Regions from separate parts of the Homo sapiens genome. Here region 1 is linked to region 2. The links are chromatin loops, found by intact Hi-C in ENCODE. Cell type or tissue: Calu3. All regions are shown on one strand. Links, peaks and the distances in the headings refer to the core of each region. The heading gives the core; the rest is flanking DNA. Region 1 has its middle 25 kb from the start of LINC01767. Region 2 holds the start of LOC124904186 (a long non-coding RNA gene).

The links. Peaks named below come from ENCODE experiments on the same cell type or tissue, not always from the same donor. Only the 100,000 strongest peaks of a DNase experiment are listed, where the experiment ranks them.
Region 1: a loop joins it to region 2, with 3 times the contacts of the local background. A loop is called at or near these places in 5 of 110 quality-filtered maps.

Annotation. Positions count from the first base shown.
Region 1 is chr1:56,385,330-56,395,300 of GRCh38, forward strand. No RefSeq gene overlaps it. Among named protein-coding and RNA genes, the nearest start is that of LINC01767, 25 kb to the right of the region's middle. In Calu3, for the core only: no CTCF peak of the experiment used is centred there; DNase peaks (open chromatin) are centred at 2,102, 4,682 and 5,062.
Region 2 is chr1:56,326,213-56,335,883 of GRCh38, forward strand. It overlaps LOC124904186 (a long non-coding RNA gene), which reads right to left and starts at 6,104. Exons shown (of 4, transcript XR_007066107.1): 1 at 1-6,104. RefSeq lists an enhancer at 6,201-6,260. In Calu3, for the core only: no CTCF peak of the experiment used is centred there; DNase peaks (open chromatin) are centred at 5,149 and 6,169.

The sequences.
Region 1 (9,971 bases), core at 697-8,696, 58 kb after region 2:
GATCTTCTTCAAAGAAGTCACGATGACTATGAGCACACACATGAGATTTATCTTGTGTTTGTCCTTCCAGATCTAGCCAAGTTGCCCTCTGCCAGTCAGAAGCACATGATAACAAATAGAGTCAGGTTTGAAAAAAGACACAGAAATAACTGTGGCCAACTGTGTGGCTTGGTTCAGATTCCATAAGGACTCCCATAGGACCTTGAAGATGTGACCCAAGGTCTCAAGTCTCTTAAGCAATTCTGAATAAGGAAGTGCAAACAACTACAAGATCAAAGGCATTTGAGCTGTGAGAGAGAGTGACAGGGAAATGGAAGGAAGGAAGAGCAAGAAATTCATGGTTAAGAGAAGAAAGCTCAAAAGAGACACTATTATATAGAGGTGTATGTGTGTTATATTTTCTATACAAAGAGGGAGAGAGTATACAATGAAATGTTAAAGGATTGTCTGAATGGTGGAAATATGGCTGATTTTTATTTCTTTGTCCTTATTTTTATTTTTTTCTGCAATGAACATACTTTATTTGTGTAATAAAAAGGAAAAAGAAGATATTAACCAGAGGATGGCAAGACTCACCACTTTCTGGACAGCACTGAAACAGGTTCCAAGTATTCTACCAATGACTCCTGCCTCCCCTCTGTTTGTTTAGGCTGGGGGTGGCCTTTCTTCCAGTTTTCTAGGCTCAAAAATCTCCTGGTCTGCAAGTTTACCCCCTCTTTGCCCCGTTATGTACTTCATTTATCCTAACATGCAAATGTTTGTTTTGAAAAAATTACACTCACCAAAAAGTTTTTTAAATCATGAAAGAGGGACCTCATGTGAGAGAAAATGATCAATCCCAATAATAAGTAAAAAGATGCAAATTAAAATTCACACAGTCTACCATATTTCCCTAATAAATTTAACAAAAAAATAAAAATAAAAACACACAATGCTGGCAAGGATGTAATTAAATTCATAGCCTCCTGCGTTGTTCAGGATACTATAAATGTGTTCAACCCTGTGGGAAAAGCAAATTGGCAATATGAATGAAGAGCCATGAAATTGGCCACTCTATTTCATTCAGTAATTCAACCTCAGGAAATGCATCTTTAAAACATAATAAGAGTTGCTGTCAAAGATTTCTGTCCCAAGATGTTCATATTAGCAGAAAAAAATAGTTCTAATATACCCACTTAATGAAATATTAAACCACCATTTAAAACTATAGTCATGAAGACAAGAAGCAATATGCTCCTGATATATATAAATGCACACCATGATTGTAATTACATATAAGTAGAGAGTAAAATAATCTAAAACACTCTCAAAGAAAACGCACCAACATAAATTGAATATAAGAGAACCGTAGAGATGGAAATCTTTTTTGAATTTTCTATAATGAGAGCATGTTTCTTTAAGGACTTTTTAAATCCATTTTAAAAGTAAATTGAGGTAGATGCATGCATTCTTTGCACGCACCTTCACCTGGCTGTGCCTCAGTTTCCTTACTTCCAGATACACATAAGAGCAGCTTCCACCTCAGGTGTGATGTGAGTACTGGACAAGTTAATTCATCTGATGTGTTAAATGAGCTCAGGCTTTAAAGCATTTAGAACAATGCCTGGCACATAGGAAATACTCAGTAAATGTTGATGGTTGTTGTTTCATGCCCTGTCCCTACCTTTCCCCTTCATTCTTCTACTATATCACAAGAATTTCTCTTCTCATGTATGTCCTTTAAGTACCCCCAACCTGGTCTGCCTCCAGACTCTGATTTATTACCTATCTTGACCACAATTTTCTAAAACAAATGAACAAACGAAAGTAAACACAAAAATTATTTCTTTATGTCTCACAAACCACCAACCTTTCCCAGTTTGGGGACACTATTCATACTCCTTTATGCTTCATGACTGGTGCTAAGCTTCCTTATAGACTTTGCATCACAAAGCCCCTTTTATGGTTGAAGAGCAAGTACTAATTTATCTTGAACACCTAAAATCATCTGGGAATGGGCCAACTATGCTGTTGACATGCATAGTGACATTTAATCCTTGCAACCACCTTGCAGTAGCTAAGTATTATGCTTATTTTAAAGAAGAGGAAACAAGCTGAGATAAATAATTTGCCCAAAGTCATATAGCTAGTAAATTACCAAATGGAGATTTGGATCCTATCCACCCCACACAAACCACCCCTGGGCCTGTCTCCTTCCCACTTCCTGCTCACTGGCTTGCCTCATGAATACACCTTCCAGCTTAGGACTTCAAACTCATCATTCAACAAACATACCATGCTTCATGCAAGGCCCACTTAGGTTATTGCCTCCTTCTGGAATGGCCTAAGCAAACACACACACACACATACACACATCTTTCCCCTCTACACACATGAGCATGCATGCACACACACACATACACACACACATATTTAATTATTAACCTCTCTTCTGAACACTGTTCCTCCTTCTAAGACAATTTATTTATTTTAAAATTAGCTTTATGACATAATTTAACGCAATAAAATTCACCAATTTTATGTACAATTCAATGAGTTTTGACAAATATGTACAATAATGTAACCACCAACACAAACAAGATATAGCACACTTTCCTCTCCCCCAAAAGTAACATCGATACTCTCTTACAGTGAATTCCCTACCATAGCCAGTCCCAGGCAACCATTCACCAATTTCAGCTGCTATGGTTTTGCCTTTTCCAGAAGTTCATCATTATTAGAATAATTTTGTGTCTGGTTGCCTTCCCTTAGCATCAGGTTTTTGTGATTCATCAATGCTGTTACAAGTATCAGCAGTTCCTTCCTTTTTATCACATTAAAATTGTTATCCAATTGTTCCAGCACCATTTAATTAAAAGGCCATCTTTCCCATTGTATGGATGCACTGAAATGTATTTAACCAATCACCAGGTGATGAGCATTTGGATTGTTTCCACTTTTGAGCTATTGTGAGTAAAACTGCCATGAGCACTCATATACAGATATTATTTTATTTTTCTATGCTTTCATTTTTCTCTTGAGTAAAAGCTCAGGACTGGGATTGCTAGGTCCTATGGTAAGTGTATGTTTAATTCTCAAAGAAACTGACAAATAGGTTCCAAAGTGCTGTACCATTCTCCATTAGCACTAGCAATGCATGGAAATTCCAGGTTCCACTTCTCTGCCAACCCTTGGTATTATTTGTCTTTTTATTTTTAACCACGCTAGGGTGCAATGGTATCTCATTGTGTTTTATTTTATTTTTTATTTGTATAAATTTATGGGGTACAAGTGTAATTTTGTTACATGCATAGATCATGTAGTGGTCAAGTCAGGGCCTTTAGGCTATTCATCACTCCAGTAACATAGATTGTACATTTCTTTGTCTGTTCTCACGCTGCTAATAAAAACATACCCAAGACTGGGTAATTTATAAAGGAAAGAGGTTTAATTGACTCACAGTTCCACATGGCTGGGGAGGCCTCACAATCACGGCGGAAGGCAAAGGAGGAGCAAAGTCACATCTTACATGGTGGCAGGCAAGAGGGCATATGCAGGGGAACTCCCCTTATAAAACCATCAGATCTTGTGAGACTTATTCACTACCATGAGAACAGCATGGGGAAAACCAACCCCATGATTCAATTACCTCCCACCAGGTCCCTCCCATGACATGTGGGGATTATTACAATTCAAGGTAAGATTTGAGGGCGGACACAGAGCCAAACCATATCAGTACCCATTAAGTAATTTCTCATTATCCACCCTCCTCCCACCTTCAGACCTTTCCCAGTCTCCAATGTCCATCATTCCACACTCTATGTCCATGTGTCTATATTATTTATCTCCTACTTACAAATGAGAACATGTGGTATTTGTCTTTCTGTGTCTGATTTGTTTCACTTAAGATAATGGCCTCCAGTTCCATCTGTGTTGTTGCAAAAGACATAATTTTATTCATTTTTATGGTTGAATAGTGTTCTACTGTGTATATATACCACATTTTCTTTATCCAATCATGCATTGGTGGATACTTAGGTTGATTCCATATATTTGCTATTGTGAACAGTGCTGCCATAAACATATGAGTACAGGAATCTCTAAGACAATTTAAACCCTTCCTCTTGCATGACCTCTTTCATCAAATTCCCACTATTTTAATAGATGGTTTACCTGCACACTTGCATCACACTTTTGGGGTTTTATTTGTGCACAACAGTACAATACAATAGGATGGTCACAAGGTTGACACTCAGTATTCAAGTCTCCATTCCACTATTTGCTGAAAGAATTTAAGAAAGTCCTTTCTGAGTCTCAAGTTCTTCACCTTAACAAAAAAGTAAATAATAATACTTAATGCCAGGGCAATCATGAGAGTTAATATGCAGATATGTGAGAACATATTTTTCATACTAGAAGGCTGAGAAAAGATTAGTTATTGTTATTAATATCAGTTACTATGAATTATCCAAACATTAAATTATTACTAACTTCCAGGCATTGAGCCCTTGAACTAAAAATTTCTGTTTGAATATGTATTCAAATATTTTTGAATGAGTCAATGCAGGTACTGAGATTCCTGAGTGGCTTGAAAGGCCAGCCAAGAGGTGACAGGCATGGTTCCACATTCAGGAAACTTGCAATCCCGCAGCTAAAACTCAGAGGTGCCCTAAGGAGAGTCAAACTCCCAGGAGAAAACAGGGAGGGTGGAGGGGAAGCATTTTATGGGAGTGAGAGTGGGCCCACAACCTCACTAAACCTGTTGTCCCAGATATGTGACTTCTTCCCTTGGGGCCCCAGTCTCTTCCTGTATAACCTGGTATTAATGACCAGGAAGTCCTCTAAGTACTCCCATTACCACCCCAAGCCTAGCAAAGTCTCCGGCACACAGTAGGTATCCAATAAATATTTGTTGAATAAATGAACTCTGATATTCTAGGATGCAATTTAAGATTAGATCCAGATATGTGGAGAGGAGAGAAAGAAAAGTTCTTCTGGAGAGGAAAAGGCCCACCAGCTTTAGGCTTTCAGGAAATGATTCTTGGTACAGGGGTAAGGGATAATCCTTTTCCCCTTTCCCACCGGATCCAGCCCAGGTTTTCTCTGAGACCCTGACTTTCTTAGGCAGGGAATGTTTAATTATTTGTCTGTGAGTCCGTACCCCAGCTGGATAGAGTTAATAAACCAGCCAGGTCTTTATCTTAACAAGAAGTCTTAGAATCAAATTCTCCCCTCATTAAAGGCCCAGAAATCTCCCTGACAGCAGTGGGAGTTTTGCAGGCAGCCTGAAAGTGGAATTTAGTCTCCTAGTGAATTCCTCCATGGGCACAAGCCTAGAGAAGTGGGAAGAATTATATCATTGGAAGGGAAGGAAGGAAAGAAGGGAGGGAGGGAGGAAGGAAGGAAGGGAGGGAGGGAGGGAGGGGAAAAAAGGAGGCAGGAAGAAAAGAAAAGAGGACAAGCCCACCCCCTTTTCCTTAAAACCCTAGCCTAGCACAGTGCCAGGTACCCTGGAAATGTCAGAAAATATGCCTGGATGTTGTGTAAACACGTCTCCTTAGAGCTTGAGGAAGACACTACACCCTGGAGTGTGAGTTGAATGGAGCTGACTGAGTGGCCAATTGTTTTGTTCTTTTATTTTTTTTAATTTACAAATAATAATTGCAAATATGTATGGCATACAGTGTGAAGTTTGATACATTTTTACATTGTAGAATGATCAAATCAGGCTAGTTAACGTATCCATCACCTCACATACTTACCCTTTCTTTGTGGTGAGAACATTTAAAATCTACTCCTTTTTAGCATGCCGCGTTATTCACAAAAGCCAAGATACGGAAACAACCTAAGTGGCCATCAATAAATAAATGGATGAAGAAAGTGTGGTATATGTACACAATGGTAAACTATTCAGCCTTAAAACAAAACAAAACAAAACAAAACAAAAAGAAGGAAATCCTGTCGTTTTCGAAAACGCAGATGAACCTGGAAGTCATCGTGCTAAGTGTACTATTCTTTACCTTAGTTACAGCTCCTGGGGCTTGCAGGGACCCAGTGAGATATCTCTGGGGTCAGGAGACTGCTGAGGCTGATTGGGTCCCAGGCACAGGCCAAACCAAAGCGACCAGAATTCAGGGTTGAGAGGAAACCCCAGTGGTGGCAAACAAAATAAAGATGATTTTCAGGGTCAAAGGGCAGGGCAAGTCCAGAAATTGAAACGGAAGCAATGGATTTGAAAGCAGCGTGAAACAAAAGTAGTATGGAAAATAGCACCGAATGGGTCATACCAAGTAGCTCAGATCCAACCCATGAAACGGAAGCAAACAGTGAGTTTCCCCTTTAAAGCAGTGCTGGGGACAGGACTAGGCTTAGGGAGACCGCAGGGGAGATGCTTAGCGTGTTTCCGAAATGTACCTTTAATTATTAAGTGAGACCCGTGCACCAGCCTATGAGCCAGGGCTCAAAAAAGATTACTTCACTATAAGCGCTAGGGAAAAGGGCAAAGCAAACCAGTAGTATTTTTCATCTTATATAACGCAGTCCCTAGTCAGCCTTAACTACAAGAGAAATACGGTTTAGGTGTTCCCTTCTGTCATTCATGCTTGCTGGAAAAGGAATCTTTGGTGTTTCTGAAAAATTGGACACAGCTAAGGAAGCTGTGCACTGGCCAGAAGACACATTGTGCCAGGGAATGCTGAAAAGGTGGGACTGTGACCATCAGCAGACGGTTTGGGGCCTGGGGGTGTCTTGGGTCTGGGTGAGCTCTCTTAGCCCCTTCCTCTGGCTCTTTCACTTCTAAGACAATGTTGCGGGGAGATGGCTGTGGCTACATCCTTGTCTGTGCTCCTCTCTCAAGCCTTGCATCTTCATTATCTGACGGCCGCAGGGAAGGTGTTCTGGCTAAACCAGAAGTTTTTGGTCCAGCTCTTGCTCTTGCTCCCTTGCCTGCCAGGCTATAGGGAAATTGGGAAAATAAAGCAGCCACAGTCATGCTTGTATCTGGGTGTTCCACGAGTCCTTGGGGAAATGGTACCGTGAGAATACAACGTAGACTTAGAAAAGCACTTCTCAGTTTGCAAAGTTCTTCTATCTATCTATCTTAGTGAGAAGGAAGCTCTCTACACTTAGCAAGTGAGCCAACTAAAGCCCTCCAACATGCCCCTCCAGGCTCATTAGAGACTACACTCCCCTAGCACACACTAGGGACCAGCTATAGTAACTTTCCCCTGTTCCTTGAGCACTCCAAACTCATGCCTCCTCAAGGCCTTGGCAGCTCCTGTTCCCCACTCCTGGAAAGTGCTTCCCTCGGCTATTCACATGCTAGCTCCTTCTTTTCCCTCAAGTCTCAGCTCAAATGTCATCTTCTCAGAAAGCCTTCCGTGTTCACTCTCAATCAAGTAACCCCACTTCCTTCAGAATAAAAAGCACTAAAATTCAAAGCCAGACCATTCTTCTTGTGAAGGAATGGGAGGGCCATTGGGAAAGAACCCAATGGTGAGATCCAATGGGAAAACTTTTTAGTCGTTTTTAACCTTATAAAGTAAGAGTGAATTTCCCAGTTACACGGTCACAAAAATTTGAAAACTGATCATCTATAATTGCCTAAATTAGCACTGGGCGCCACCTTGATGGATAAGTGAGTCCCACTTCTGAATGGCATGAGGGCAGTAGTGTGTGCATCCCCTGGATGCTCCTACCTAATGGCATAGGGTGCTGACAGAGAGGCGGCAGATAGCATGAAGCTAGTGGAGGAGGCTTGTGAGGAATGTTCTGATTAATTCTTGCAAGAACACTTTGTCTGAGACCAAGAATTCTGTGATGAGTTAGGTGGGAGAACTTTTAGGCTGTTGCCTGAAGAACGTGGTTTTAGTATTCTAAGGGTGGTGGTTGTAATCCGGAATCCTCTCCCACATAGCCAGGGTGGAGAGCAAGCAAAGGGAGACTCTTTGTCTCAGCATTTATCCTACATACTTGCATTTATCACAAAACATCCACGTTCAGTGGTGAACTCCTACCTCCTGGCCACCCATACAGGTCCTCCATGCCGTGCCTTTTACATGTGTGCACAAAAGAGAGAGCCCATCAGGTCCCTAGAAAGAGCTAACAGCTGAAGAGAGGAACATGCACTGGATTGAGAGTCAGAGGACTGGGCTTGGATTCTAAATCCACACCTTCCTCGCTGAGTTATTTAAGCAAACCATGTTAGCCCTCTGAGCATCACTTTCCTCACCTATAGAACAAGGGCTTGAATCTAACCTTAATCTGCAATTCTAGATTGCTCAAAGAACAAATGAGATAATATACTCAAAAGTCCAAGGTAATCTGTAAAGAACTACACCAATATGGGATTCAAAAAACAATTCTACTTAATAAAAAAAAAGAGTGCCAAAGAGTTTCTGAAGATACACAAATAATCTCTTTCCTTTAAGAGCCCCTGGCGATTTGGTAGCACTGTATGATAATCAGTAGCAGCATCAATTTTACAAAAAGACTCACACTGGGATACCTGTGAATAAGAGACCTCCTCGAAGTTTTGAGAATGATTTGGTTTGGAAATATTCAGAAGCTCTATTCACCCTATATCCCTAGATGCATCAATTGAGCATGGTTCTATCGTTATAAGTGTATTCTTTGTTTGTCCTTTTATTTGATAGTTGGCCTTCTGCCTTCCTTCCACCTCCCCAACCATCTGGGAGCTGTATTTGTTAGAAAGTTATGACTCTTCAATCAGTAACTACCACTTATTGACTTTCTAGAAGGTGCTGAGCAAAGTACTAGCAGTTTTCATTCGTTATAGCTTATCCTTGCAATGACCTAGAAGGTGAGTACTACATGTATCTCCATTTTACATAAAAGGACACTTGTCTCAGAGAAGTTAAGTGACTTTGCCAGGGTCACACAGTGCTGAAGTGACACAGCAGGCTATTTTGGCTCCTAAGCCCTCATTTTATCCACTGCCTGGGAAAGACAGCAGGGTTTCCTACCAACACAGTGTCTTCTGCTTCCTCTACCATAGACTTGTTCATGAAGTGCTATCATACTCTCCCACCCATCCCCGGCTCCTCTTTGCCAGTGGCTCCAGGCCCAGACCCATGCAGCCTTCCACGCAGCCCGTTCTGACTTCCTCTGAAGTCAGCCATCCAAGTAAAGTTCACTTGAAGCAGAACCGCAGGAGTTTCCACTCCGCAGAGGACTCCAGTCTTGCCAAGTTCTCCACCAGCCAGGCTCCTGGAGGTGGGCCTCGTGCATTCCCATTGCATAAGTGTTATTCCAGCTAGTTCCTGGAATTGGAAACATGGCAAACCATTCACCTGGTGGGGAAACTCTTGCCTGGGAGGGATAGTTGTTTGGTTAGCTGTGCCTTCAGAGCCCTTTCTAGGAGACCAGTTTGTAAAAAGATTTGTTTAGCAAAGCCCAATTCTTAAGTCAAAGTTGTATTATTTTCCCTATTGTTCAGTAACCCAACACGTACTTTCCCACCCAGTGAGCTCTCAAATCCACATTAGCATCTTCGGTCCTAGTTCAGGCCCTCCCCACCTCTGACTGAAATCACACCATGGCCCGCTTGCTGGTCTCTGAGACGAGACTTCCTGCTTCCTGTACCGTGCAGCTCTGGGCCAGCCTCCACATGGCGGCCAGAAAGATCTTTCCAAAGGCTAATCCTATTACATGAGGCTCTAGCATAAAATCCTTCAACCACTCTCCAGCACCTGAAAAAGAAATATGTCCCTACTGTTTGAATTATTTGCAATGAGAATGTATTATTGTTATAATTTGAAAGAAAATGTTTTAAAATGCTTATTGAGCTATGCTCCCCCATTCCTAGACTACAATTTTCTTGAAATGGGAAAAGCATCTTTTTTGTCTCTATATCTGTAGAACACAGTTCAGTGCCCTACATATAATAGATAAGTACTCAAGATATGTTTATTAACATTCAATAAACTGATACCAGTTAATCAGAGCTCATGATGAGTAATGAGATATTCAGT
Region 2 (9,671 bases), core at 1,672-9,671:
ATTATCCAAAACAAAACATAGAGAGAAGAAAAAACTCAAAAAAAAAAAAGAATGAATCATCACTAAGTTATGTGAGAAGACCATTTAGAGAATGGAAAAATAAACCACAGACTAGGAGAAAATATTTTCATAATTTATAAAGAATTCTCAAAACTCAGTAATGAAAAAAATCAAACCAGGCCAGGTGTGGTGGCTCACACCTGTAATCTCAGCACTTTGGAAGGCCGAAGTGGGTCAGCCCAAGATTCGAACCAGCCCGGGCAACATGGCAAAACCTTGCCTCTACAAAAAATACACAAATTAGCCGGCGTGGTGGCATGTGCCTGTAGTCCCAGCTACTTGGGAGGTGAAACTGGGAGGATGGCTTGATCCCACGTCGAGGCTGCAGTGAGCCATGACCACACCATTGCACTCTAGCCTGGGTGACAGAGAAAGACCCTGTCTCAAAAAATAAAAAATAAAATTATATTTGAACACTCTACCAAAAACAAGATATACGAATGGCAAATAAGCACATGCAAAGATGCTCAACATCGTTAGTCATTAGGAAAATGCAAATGAAAGCACAGTAAGATATGCTAATCACCTACTAGAATATCTAAATGTTTAAAGACTAACATACCAAGTGCCAGAGAAAATATGGAGCAAGTAGAGCTCTCATACATTGTTGGGAGAAGCATAAAATGTTACTATCAGTTTGGAAAACAGTTTGACATCTTTGTAAAGTTAAACACACCTCTGTCATGTGGCCCAGCCATTCTACTCCTAGGGATTTAACTAAGAGAACTGAAAGCGTATGTCCATACAAACACTATTGTTCCTAACAGCTTTATTTGTAATGCCTAAAAGTTAGACACAACTAAAATGTTCATCAGCAGGTAAATGGATCCGTGAATATGGTATATCCATATAATGAAATAGTATTCCAATAAAAAGAAGGAACTATTCATACATAGAATAACATGGTAAACCTCAAAATAATTATGCTGATTAAAAAGAGCAAAATTTAAAAAGAATATTTACTGTTTGATTTTGTTTATGTAAAATGCTAGAAATACAAAATAATCTACAGTAACAGAAGGCAGATCCATGGTTGCCTGAAGATGGAGATGGGGATGGGGATGGGGATGAGGATGGAGATGGATTTGGGGACAGGGATGGGGGTGAAAATGAGGACAGGCTGGGGAAGGGGATGGGGATGGAGATGTGAATGGGAGTGGGGATGGGAATGGGAGTGGGGATGCAAATGGAGATGCAAATGGGGATGGGGTGGAAATGTAGATGGGGATGGGAATGGAGATGAAAACGGGGATGTGGATGGGGATGGGAATGAGGTTGGAGGAAGCAAGTAGAGAAGGACAGGAGAGGACCATCAAGGGGTACAGGGAAGCATATGGGAGTGATGGATATGCTCCCTATTTTAATTATTTTTGATAGTTTCATAGGTGTGTATATACACGTATCATATTGTATGCTTTCAATATGTGCAGTTTATTGTACATGAAGAAGAAGGAAGAGGAGGCAGCAGGGGATCAGGAAGAAGAAGCAATAGTAGCTATGATGCTAAGAGTCGCTCTTCTGCGTCATCCAGAGGCAAGCAAATAGTGTCTTCTGCCTTCTTTATGGCTCTCAGCTCCAGGCTAAAATTAGAATAATAGATAAAGCAACTATAGAACAAGGCAGTTGTCCAGAATATTGATTTGGCAAACACTTTTCCAGTGCTTTCTGCTTGCCAGGCTCTCTACTAAGTGCTTTGCATTACTTATCTCACTTAATTCTCTTATCAGTCCTCTGTGGTAAGTACTATTACTATCCTCGTTTTACAGATGAGGAAATAGACCAAAAGTGTTAAGTGCCATGTCCAGGGTTATATGGCAAAGCCAAATTAAATAAAGTTATATAAAAGCAACTCATAGGGCCCAGGACAGAGCAGGCACTTTATAAATATGAGTTGAGACCACTCTACTTGGTATATGTCGGTGAAGGTGACCTTGTCCAGTGATTGAGAATGCAAACTCTGAAGTGGAACAACTTTGGTTCAAACCCATTCACCAGCTATGGGAACTTTGGCTTAGAATTTCACTTCCTGTGCTGTTTCTTCATTTGTAAAACAGGGCCTGATTTAAAGGTTTAATGGAGTAATATGTATAAAAAATATGGAATGATAGTTGATAGGCAATAAATTCTCAAAATATGGCACTTATCACATTAGTTGAGTCTTGGTTTGTGCAGCATTTGTTGATTGATTGATGAGAGAAAACACATAGCAATGTTGTACCATCCTCAATAAAATCCACTTGAGAACTCACCAAAATGGTAGTCATATTCTCATTTACTATGCTATTCAGAGCAAAAAAGAGATCTATCTTCCAAACAAAACCCATCATTTGTGTCCTAACAAATTTACTTCTCATCATCAATTCCTCTCTGGCCCTTCCTGGCCATCTCAGGACTCCCTCAACACCCTGTGAGTGAGCCTTAACCTGAGGTCACTTTCTCTTCCTGGACAGACTCCCATAAGCCAGTGCCTCTCTGCCTTCCACTTCTCTTCTTGAACATCCTCATCCTTGGGGCTCTTAAGCTCTCGGGATAAATGGTTCAGAGCCATCTGTGGTATGCTGTCCTCTTTGGACAGAGCTTGTAGCCTAACATTCTACTTTGCTCACTACACACCAGCCACATTAATGAGATGACTGTATTATTTTTCCATCCAGTAGAGATGCTTTAGGGAGTGCAAAATAGCCCTATTAATAAGGACTCTGGGTTTAAATGGGACTATCCCCAGAAAACAGCCTATATCCTGTTCATATGACCACCTTCACAGACCTTCTCTCCATTCTTGGTTTGTGCAAAACTCCTTTGCAACTTCATGCATGCTGCTTTACTTAAGCAAGACATCCTTCCTCTCCCCTTTAATTCCACCACCTATGACTCATCCCATTTCACTTTCAATGACACTTTCAGGCACAGGCCCTCACATCACCCTATATTCCTTTCTTATAGTACTTTTCATAAAACTGTTTCATAACTTATATAATGGCAAAGAACCCTAGCTTGGTGGCTCTTAGTACCAACCCTGTAACCTTTGACAAGTCACTTAATTATTTTCAGGCGCAGTGGCTCATGCTTATAATCCCAATGTTTTGGGGTACTGTGGTGGGAAGACTACTTGAGGCCAGGAGTTCAAGACCAGACTGAACAACATAGCAAGACCCCCACCTCTCCAATAAATAAATAAATAAATAAATAAATAAATAAATAAAAAGTTACTTAATTCTCTGGGCCTCAGATTACACATGTGTTAAATGGTGATGATAATAGTGCCTATTTTGTGGGGTAATTTTGAAGGGTAAATGGAAAAAAATTTCCATAAATCACTTAACACAGTCCTTTGGTAAGAAGAAAGCTCCTAACAAAGGTTTTTCTTGGGTTTGGTTGTTGTTATCACCATTGCATTTTCCAGTTTGCAGGGCCCTTTCACATTTGGTGTGTTCTTCCTGGTAAAGGACTAGGTTTGTCCTGTTAGAGAGTTGTCAAATGGACTCTGAGAAGTCAAGTGGCTTTACTCAGGTCACAGCTGGCAGGACCAGGGCCTGAATCCTAAATACTGATGCCACAGTGGGTTTCATTGCTGCTATTTTGACGTCCGTTCTAGCACTCAGTTCTACTGTTTCATAGAGTAGGGAGATGTTGCTGTGAAGGCTTCACTTTACTTCAACATGCCTATATGAAAGTTGGCTAAGTGCTCAGAAAAGAAGTAGCTTTTGAACAGAATGCATTTATAGCTAAAGGCTTCCACACTGGGAGTCAGTGTCAGAGAGATTAAATACCTAGTCTTGGGAATGACATCTGGCTTTAAATCAGCACTCCGCCACTAATCATCATGTGGCCCTGGGCAAGTCCCTTGATCTGTACAAGGCTCAGTTTCCTTGTATATAAAGTGGAGATTGCAATGGCACCTCTGTCTTCTAAAGCAGATTGCATAATACAGGCATGTAGCAATACTAAATAAATGTTAACTAGTATTCTGATCTAATTTTTAAGCTCCAGTTTGTGCCTACTGCTCTTGAAGTAAAGACCAAACTCCTTAATATGATCTACAAAGCTTGGATCTATCTAAGTGAACCTGTTTAGCCTAACATCCCACTTTGCTCACTACACACCAGCCACATTAATGAGATGACTATTATTTCTCCATCCAGTAGAGATGCTTTAGGGAATGCAAAAAAGCTCTATAATGAATACACTGGGTTTACAAAGGGACTATCCACAGAAAACAGGACCATATGGTCATGTTACACATTGACTTTCTCTCCGTTCTTGGTTTGTGCAAAACTCCATTGCAACTGCATGCATGCTGCTTTACTTAAGCAAAATGCCCTTCCTCTCCCCTTTAATTCCACCACCTATGACTCATCCCTCTAGTTTCATTTTCAATGACACTTTCAGCCATAGGCCCTCACAGCACCCTATATTCCTTTCTTATAATACTTTTTCATAACTTTTGTTTGAACAACTACTTCTCCATCAAGATTGATTTATATCTATCTCTCCCACTAGACTGTAAGCTTCATGAGCATAGACTATGACTGTCTTATTCATCATTATATCAAGTTTCTAGCAGTCACTGAATGAATGAATGAATGAATAAAATTATTATTATATATGACCTGCACAATAACTCTGTAAGATAAAGAAGTATTATCATCTCCATTTTATAGATGTAAAAATGAAAACAGAGAAGTTAAGCAACTTGCCCAAAGTGACACAGTGAGTGAAGTATTGAATACAAGGGACTCTGACCTAGAGTAAGACTCCCAGCTCAATACATTTTCTGCTACTCCATATTGTCTCTTAATATCCTATCTCCATGTCTTTTGGATCTGAAAAACTCAGCCTCTATTACCGACAGCTAATGAATACAAGAGAGATTTCTCTGAACACAGACAAGCCCTCTATCCCTTCTCTTTTAGTGGGGGCTGTTGGAAAGGAAGCTTACTTCAAGTAGATATAAGAAATAAACATTTTTGCCAGCTTGAATGCAGCCTAATCCAGTGGTTATTTAGATTAAAACCCCAGGGCAGTGTCCAGGCTGACCTCATCTCTATGTGGCAGAAGAGTGCCACCAGGTTCAGCCACACTCAGGAGCCTCAGCCCAGGAGAAGTACATAAGGAAATAGTTCAGAATCCCAGTGCTCCAGGGGAGCCTTGATGACTGAAACTTGAGAGGCCTCCTGAACTTGGAAGAGAGGTCAGGCCACCAAATGCTCCATTGTCCATTGAATGTTACATCCCATGCAATTCCAGATAACTCAATACTACAGTATTCTCTTACAACTGAGAGCATTATATTTTTCAAATGCTTCCATAAACAGCTTTGTTTTCCTTTTAACCTATCAACAACTAAAAAAAAATGTGGGAACAAGTAATGCAGTAAAAAATGGTTACGTGCATGGGATTTGGAGTCAGACAGGTTGAATCCCATTTCTGCTGCCTTCTAGCTATGGAACTTGAATAAGCCACTGAGCCCCTGTGAGCCTCCGTTTTCTCATGTGTAAAATAAAGATACTGTATTACATACAGAGACATCATAGAGTCAGTCAGGTGATGTATGTAAAATGCTTTTCTCAGAAGTTCAATATTAATAGTACTTAAGTCAGAATTTCTGGACTCTACTTTGTTGAGTGGGATTTCTTTACAGTGAGGCCCACCAGCAAATATCCACCTCCTAGTTCATCTCCATAGTTAAATAGCAGGCTGAGTAAATATTTGTGACATGAATCAATAAGCCAGTGAACCTTTGTCCCGTTATGGCACCAAGAAACCTTTCCCTCTCTCCTGGTTTGGGGCCTAAATGCTTCTGGAATAATGAGCTGTCATGGATTGATGAATCACAAAGCAGTGGACTTACAATGCCTTCCAAGCAATCAGGTTTAAAGAAAAATCCTTTAGGGCACATTGATGCGGGGTGAAAGAAAGCGAGGCTGGGTCCTGATGAATCCCACACGCAGCCTGACAGAGTGAATGGCAACCTCTTCAAATCGGTTCTTGGCGGAGGCACTCGGGGAGTTCTTACTTACCAGCCTCTCCAGACCTGTCTGTCTGTCCACCGCAGACTCTACCTCTGACTGGGGAGGCCTGAGTCAGGCGACCAGGGGATCCTGCTGATTGGAGTCAGCTCAATGACTCGTCAGCTGGAAAGAGGGGGATATTGAATTCATCAGTCATGTTGACAGGGGGCGTGGGGTGGAGAGTGCAGGGGAAAACCCAGTGTTGGGCAAAGCTGTGAAGAACACTGAGTTAGACTTGGGCACGATAACCCCTTGAACCAAATTAATGACCCACAGGCTCCCATTGTTTTGTTTCAAATTGTACTGAATGATGGATAATAAATGTTAGCCCTTGGGTCTCACTCAAATATCTAAGAAAACAGTAGGCAATTTCTTAAATTTTTTTTTCCGAGTGTTTTCATGTATCTTTAAATGTTATACAACATTTATATTTCAGTAATTGGACACGCTGATACTACCTGGGATGGTAGCAGCCAATTGGGATTTTTTTTTCTTTTCTTTTCTTTTTTTTTTTTTTTTTTTTGAGACAGAGTCTCACTGTCACCCAGGCTGGAGCACAGTGGTGCGATCTCGGCTCACTGCAACCTCCACCCCTCAGGTTCAAAGATTCTCATGCCTCAGCCTCCTGAGTAGCTGGGATTACAGGCATGCACCATCACACCCAGCTAATTTTTGTATTTTAAGTAGAGACGGGGTTTTGTCATGTTGGCCAGGCTGGTCTTGAACTCCTGACCTCAAGTGATTTATCTGCTTTGGACTCCCAAAGTGGTGGGATTACAGGCATGAGCCACGGCACTTGGTCAACAAATTGGGATTTATTAAACACCTATTTTGTACCATGTGAATATATATATATCTGTTATTTTACTCATTTCTCTGAGAGGGGTGCCTACATAATTCCCAAATTATAGATAAGAAAACAGGGAAAGACAGGTGACTAATTTGCAGAGTCACTTTACAAGACAGTGACAGAGGCTGAACACAGTGGCTCACACCTGTAATCCCAGCATTTTGGGAGGCCCAGGCAGGAGGATTGGTTGAGACCAGAAATTTGAGACCAGCCTGAGAAACACCAAGGCCCCATCTCTACAAAAAATAACAATTAAAAAATGAGCCAGGTGTGGTGGCAGATGTCTGTAATCCCAGCTACTTGGGAGGCTGATGCAGGAAGATCACTTGAGTCCAGGAGTTGAAGGATGCAGTGAGCTATGAATGCGCCATTGCACTCCAGCTTCGGTGACAGAGAAGGACCCTGTCTCTGAAAAAAAAAAAAAAAAAAAAAAAAAACAGTGACAGAACCAGAATTTTAACTCAAAGCTATGCAACTCTAAAGTGTATCAGTCCATGCCCTGCCCCTTTTGCCTCTGCTCCAAGAATCAGTAGCAGGGGTTGGTTTGGCCCATTGCTCACCAGTTGATAGCATGTACATGTGTTTCACTGGTTAAGTTTTGAAGTGAATTGTTTCTCCCAACAGCCTTGTTAAGTGACCAAGCTAAATTTGAGGTCAAGTGTCTTTGGAGTCAAGAGAAGCTCTAGTCCAGCTGGTCTCTGTAAGAGTCCCTCCTAGAACTTCCTCCCCGACTGGTCTACTCCAGGAGCCACCAAGATGCACCTTTTTCCAGATATTCAGAGCCAGAACAGTCCTTGAAATTCTTCTTTTTCAGATTGCTGGGGCTGTCCTAATTAGCACAATGGTAATTGTTGGGAGGGGAGTTTGACAGTTGGCCCAGGGACCTGGGCCAAGGCCCCCTCTGGCTATGATGTTCTGAGATTATGTGAATTGAAGGGTTCCCTCTGGTTCAGAATCCATATTCCACACTCTGCTCTCTCAGCCTGGCTTCCATGTCCAGAGATTATATGCTAGCTTTAGTACTTTTAGGCTAATGATACTGAATCACAGGTTTGGAAGGGACTTTAGGACTGTCAGGTCCAATCTACAATTCAATAGTTGGATCTCATCTGCAATATCCCTGCCAATTGGTTTCCCCTCTGCTTACCCTTCTCCAGCAATGAGGAGCTCATTACCTCATTCCTTCTTTGGATAATGTGGCTGTTAGAAAGTTCTTTCTTTGCTTTAAGTTGTTTCAGGCAGAAGGGACAACATGAGCAAAGACGTGGAGGAGAAAACAGCTTGCGTCACTCAATGAGGATTTGGAATCAGAAGACTAGGGTCAAGACCCACATCTCCTACTTCTTAGCTGGTGACCTTGGATAGGAATTTAACCCTCGTGAACTTAAGTATTTCTTTTCTTAGCTATGAAATAGGGTTAATACCTGCCCTATCTACCCCCAGGACTTGCTGTGAGGATCAAATGAGAAAATGAATAGCTACTTTCAGAGAAAAAGGGTGTGTACATTTGTAACAGGATAGTTATTATCATTGACAGTTTTTTTGTTTGTTTGTTTGTTTGTTTTTGAGACAGAGTCTCACTCTTTCATCCAGGCTGGAATGCAGCAATGTGATCTCAGCTCATTGCAACCTCTGCCTCCTAGGTTCAAGTGATTCTCATGCCTCAGCCTCCTGAGTAGCTAGGATTACAGGCATGAGCCACCATGCCTGGCTAATTTTTGTATTTTAGAGATGGGTTTTACCATGTTGGCTAGGCTGGTCTCAAACTCCTGACCTCAGGTGATCTGCCCACCTCAGCTTCCCAAAGTGCTGGGATTACAGGCATGAGCCACAGCACCCGACCATCACTGATAATCTTTTATCCAACTTTTTCCACTTTGAATAAGAAAGGAACCAAAGCAGTTGTCTTTGATTTGTTTTGCTACTATTTGCAAGGCAAGAGGTTTGACACTTGCCATAAAATGCAGAAGTAGCACTTGCCCAAATTTTGTCCTTTAGTGGACTCAATATATTTTCAGACAGCATCATGAAATGGTATCTCACTCATGCCCAAATCTCCTTCCCAATTCAGGCACATTGTTTGGGTCTCCCTGGGGAAAGGGCCGACACTTGTGCTCATTTGCACCCAAGCTGCTGAGGGCTTGCACTGACAGAAACAGATGTCAGCAGGGTGAAACCAACACATTAATTTTGCCTGATGACCTAAGCCAGATGTGGATAGAAGTCTCCAGAGGTAAGAAAGAGGGCGAGAAAAGATTATGGCCTCTCCCTGCTGTACCACAATCCATTCCGATTTTTCAAGATTATCTTTCAGCCATCAGCCCCAAAACTGACTAAATATCTCATGCAGCCTTTCTGAGCCAGCATCCCCAGGCTCTCCAGATTTGACCATCTCTGAATAATTGTGAGTATCACCTTTCAGGAAAGACCTCCCTGACCATTTCAAATGCCACAGTTCTTGATCTAGATGATATATCATTTCATTCTCAAAATAGTCCTCTGTGGTAAGTTTTATCATTTCCTTTATTTAGATGTGGAAAGTGAAGCTAAGAAAGGTGAAAGTGCTTATTTAAGTTCACAAGGATAGCAGAACCAAAGCTAAAACTAAAGTCTTTTAACTTTAAAAGAAAAAAAGAATTATTAAAGACAACTTATCATAAATGTATGTTTCAACAAAGATGCCAACATTAATTAAATTCCTTCTCTGTTCAAGACTCTACATGAAATACTGGAAACGAGATGAGGGTATA